Regions from separate parts of the Homo sapiens genome. Here region 1 is linked to region 2. Evidence: read pairs that join two places in POLR2A ChIA-PET (ENCODE). Cell type or tissue: Panc1. All regions are shown on one strand.

Evidence for each region. Peaks named below come from ENCODE experiments on the same cell type or tissue, not always from the same donor. Only the 100,000 strongest peaks of a DNase experiment are listed, where the experiment ranks them.
Region 1: POLR2A ChIA-PET joins it to region 2 with 8 read pairs; 2 of 35 experiments call an interaction of 5 or more read pairs at or near these places.

What each region holds. Positions count from the first base shown.
Region 1 is chr5:124,963,983-124,966,482 of GRCh38, reverse strand. No RefSeq gene overlaps it. Among named protein-coding and RNA genes, the nearest start is that of ZNF608, 220 kb to the right of the region's middle. In Panc1, no CTCF peak of the experiment used is centred here; no DNase peak of the experiment used is centred here; H3K27ac peaks cover 1,311 bases.
Region 2 is chr5:124,765,701-124,768,200 of GRCh38, reverse strand. No RefSeq gene overlaps it. Among named protein-coding and RNA genes, the nearest start is that of ZNF608, 20 kb to the right of the region's middle. In Panc1, no CTCF peak of the experiment used is centred here; no DNase peak of the experiment used is centred here.

The DNA of each region.
Region 1 (2,500 bases), 200 kb before region 2:
AGTTTTCTTTCTAGATCTTTAACCCAAAGCTTGGAATTGGATCTGGGACAAAAATGTGTCTCTGGGGGTGTTGCATGGACTCCTTATCATAAGCTAAATGCTAAGGTGAAGCTGTGGAACTGATTCCTCCTCCAACAAGGGAGAGGAAAGGGGATGTCTTGTGGCACACCCTGCTAGCTGGCAGCTATAGTTATGCTTGCTAGGATTTGGGTGTATGGCGCTTGACTTTGGTTAGTTCCCTTGGTCTTACTTTCCCCAAAAGGAAACCTTCACATCATGGGAACCCTATTTATTCCAACACCTGGCAGGATTTGCAGAATAATTGCTCAGAACTAAAATACTGATCCAGATTTCCACATTACCCATCCCTTTCATTCTTTCTGAGCTGCAGCCAGAAATTACTGGTAGGTTCACAGGAACAAGCAGGGTTAGTCTAAACGGTAGGCAAAAACTTAAAAACAACTTGTGAGTTTAGAATTTAATGACAAATATATAAGTTTTGAAACATAATTTCTCTCTCTCCAGTCCTCATTTTTGTTAAGAAACAAATGATCATAGGACCGAGTTATTTAAATAGACTTTAGTCTTATACTTGGCCTGATTATTTGCATAAAATGCAGCAAGAATAATTATTTCTACATAGGCCTTTTGGATTGGCTTTGATGGAAGTGTGATCCACGAGGAATCACAGATAAGACCTTTTAAAGCCCAGCCCAGCCATGGGTTTGTATCCTCAAATACCTGCGAGTTGGGTGATCCTCCCTCTTAAGGTCCCAAGATAAACTTGGAGCTCCTGGACCTGCTAGAAAGTGACATTCTTTACTGACCACAGGTCAGGAACCCTGTACAGGGACTGCATAGACAAGGGTATGAGGCCAGTTTCCCCATGGGCCTTTTATTGGCTCTGCAAGTCGCGCTTGACTCCTTAAAGGGAAGCATACCCTTCTAGTCAAAGCCTTAGTAAAATAACTACTTTCTCCACTTGTGTCCTTTTGCAAAAGAAAAATGGATTCTTATTGCACTGATGCAAACAACTATACTGCCTTAAGAATACTCATAGTTACCAAATTCTAGAGGAACCAGGCAGAGAGAAACAAACATGCTCCAAATTTTGATCACAGGAGTATATACCTTAATTATTAAAGGCTGTAAACAGTTCAAAATAAGTTTCCTTGACTCTGAAAAACAAAACATGGATCAGCAATATTCCAACCAAAAGTCAAAAAGGTTGCTTCAGCTTTCTGAGTTCAGTCTATATTTAGTGAACTATTGTTTTGTTTGCTTGCTATTCATGAGCATTTCAGCTCTTTATGAGTCCTGTACATTTTCTTTTATTCCAATGTTACAATCTCTAAAGTTATCAGAAGCCTACATTTGAGAGCACCTGTTAAAGTTCTATACCTCATTATAAACCATCTTTTGAAAAGGATTAAAACAAGACAATTGTTGGTGAATAGCAAATGTCCAAGGTAGTTACAGTTAGAAACACAATTGACAAAGAAGTTTGGTTATCTCTGTAGTTTACAATAACTTAACATAACAACCTTAATCGTGATTGATAGCATATACTCAGACATTAGAATTCTAGAAATCCCATACAATCTTGGAATATATATTAGCACTATTTACCAAAAATATAACCTAAAGATTGAACATCATTTTGGCAATCCCATGTACCTGTCAAATAATCCCATTTACCTCTCTTTTCTGGATATTTCAGGGGCCCTCTGAAGTATTCGAAAAGCCAGGTGCCAGGGAAGACAATTTTGAAACTGAAGTTTGATTTCGGGAAAGCTGTTAAATGTTCAAGGTTTAAAACACTTGATATTATGAAGTAGAGTTCCAGATTACATGAAATAGAGTTCCAGATTACCATAAATTATTTATTTTGCCAAAATGATGACTTAGAAATGTAAAGAAGCAAAAACCTTTTACAACCCCTGTGAATTTAATGTGTTCACACAAAGAACCTCTTCTGCAAGATTAATTTCCAAAATTCTTCCACCACTTCATTGAACCTTCAACTTTTTCCTAATTTAAATCAAAACAATCCTTTAACCCTAGGCAAAAGTTTGCATTTCCATGCCTTCTTATACCCTTTTACTAAAAAACACATTTTACTTTTCTTACACACCTTGCATGTAAATCTACTTTCAGTAGTCTCAATTATATGTTACAATGGTAACTCCTAGCAATTTTTAACTTTAAGGTAAAACTTTGTAGGTTGCTTTGTGTGCTAACTGCAACCAAGGTTTGCCTTCTTAATTAAGGGCGTGGTTAGTTCCATACATCCCCAGGCCATACCAGTTGTGAAGCCGGCAAGTCAAATAGTTCTCAAAACCCAAAAAGCTGTTTGTAACCTCACAACACTTAGCAAACCTTGCATCTGACCTGCATTTTACCAATATTTCTTTAGGGCTGTTTTTATTTCTCAAAGATTAAAGTCACATGAACCGAAAGGTACCACAGCTTTTCACTTCCCATTAAAAAAAACTAAATT
Region 2 (2,500 bases):
CTGGGAGGTGAAGGTTGCATTGAGCCAAGATCACGCCACTGCACTCCCTCCTGGGTGACAGAGTGAGACTCTGTATCCAAAAAATAAAAAAAGAAAAAAGAAAAAAAATTCTTGTTATGCTTGGCTTTAGTGCCCTACTACCTTCATCAACATGGGCCCTGGTGAGGAAACCATCTGATAGTCAGTTAAAAATAACAAGCAAACTCCAAGATTCTAGTGGAAAAAGAAAAGCATTCCTCTTTCTGGGAAGTGGTGGTTACCATTTGAACTGTAACGTTCCTGCTATTTACCACTCTGAATACTATTAGACTGATGTTTACTCTTGCTGATTTACACTCACCTTCCTAATTTTATTACTGTAACATCATGGGCATTGGCATTAATCTCTTTCAATGTCAGGCCGAGTGCGGTAGCTCACCCCTGTAATCCCAGCATTTTGGGAGGCTGAGGCGGGAGGATCTCCTGAGGTCGGGAGTTCAAAACCAACCTGACCAACATGGGAAAACCCCATCTCTACTAAAAATACAAAAAATTTTCCCAATGTGGTGGCACATGCCTGTAATCCTAGCTATTCGGGAGGCTGAAGCAGGAGAATCGCTTGAACCTGGGAGGCGGAGGTTGCGGTGAACTGAGATCATGAGATCATGCCATTGCACTCCAGCCTGGGCAACAAGAGTGAAACTCTATCTCAAAAAAAAAATATATATATATATATATGTGTGTATATATATATGTATATATATGTGTGTATATATATATGTATATATATGTGTGTATATATATATGTATATATATATATATATTTCAATGTCAAAGAGCCTAGAAGTTTTAAATGTTTGCCCTTTCTTCAGTCTTCTATCACTGACCTCTTTCACAGTAGTATCCATGAACCCATGTATCATAGTGATTGTCCTTCCATTTATTTTGATTTGCAAATTTTGTAAAATAGATTTCATTTGTATATTGCTCAGTCTACTACATGTCTAGTCACAGCTAAGCCCTTTGCAAGAAACATAAAAGAAGTCAAAAATGCAATACTGTCTCTCTGCTTGAAGTCTTGAAAGACAAGATACATTTAAGAAGGCACTTGGTTATGCACTGAATGTTTGTGTCTCCCCCAAATTCATATGTTGATGCCCTAACTTCCAACGTGGCTGTATTTAGAGTTGAAGCCTCTAAGGAAGTAATTGAGGGTGAATGAGATCATATGCATAGGGCCTTGATCCAATAGCATTGGTGTCCTATAAGAAGAGACATCAGAGAGCCCTCTGCCTCTCTCTCTTTTCACCACATAAAGACACAGGGAGAATGGAGCTGTTTGCAAGCCAGGAAGAAAATGCTCACCAGTAACCAACCATCCCAGATCTTGATCTGAGACTATTAGCCTCCAGAATTGTGAAAAAAACAAATTTCTGTTGCTTAAGTCTCCCAATGTATCTCGTTTGTTATGCTAGCCCAAGATAACTTTTTTTTTTTGGTGGAGTTTTCTTTCTTTTTTTTTTTTAATTATTATACTTTAAGTTTTAGGGTACATGTGCACAACGTGCAGGTTTGTAACATATGAATACATGTGCCATGTTGGTGTGCTGCACCTGTTAACTTGTCATTTAGCATTAGGTATATCTCCTAATGCTCTCTCTCCCCCATCCCCCGACCCCACAACTGTCCCCGGTTGTGATGTTCCCCTTCCAGTGTCCATGTGTTCTCATTGTTCAATTCCCACCTATGAGTGAGAACATGCGGTGTTTGGTTTTTTGTCCTTGTGATAGTTTGCTGAGAATGATGGTTTCCAGCTTCATCCATGTACCTACAAAGGACATGAACTCACCATTTTTTATGGCTGCATAGTATTCCATGGTGTATGTGTGCCACATTTTCTTAATCCAGTCTATCATTGTTGGACAATTGGGTTGGTTCCAAGTCTTTGCTATTGTGAATAGTGCCAGCTAACTTTTATAGCTTAGAGAAAAAATATATGACAACCCATGGAGAACTAACTAGATCGTGTAGTGTACAGTGCAAAAAAAAAAAAAAAAAAAAAAAACAAATAAGAGAAGTAAAAAATGATTTGGGGTAGTAGTCCCCAGCATAAAAACTATGGTGGGCTTGATTTACTTTTTAGCCTTGAAAGAACTGTATGATTTAGATTGCAAAAACCAGTGAAACAAATGGTGAATTACAGGTATAGTCACATGACCCTGGTTTTGGGAAGATAACATGAAGAAAAAAGAGGAGGCCTTGGACTCATATAGACTTGCATTCAAATTCAAGCTTGGTGTCTTTCTAGCCACAATAATAGTATTACTATTACAGGCCAGGCACAGTAGCTCACGCCTGGAATCCCAGAACTTTGGGAGGCTGAGGGCGGGTGGATTCCTTGAGCCCAGGTGTTCGAGACCAGCCTTGGCAACATGGTGAAACCTTGTCTCTACCAAAAATACAAAAATTAGCCAGTTTCATAACCTGGTCTCAAAATAAATAAATAAATACATTTAAAAAA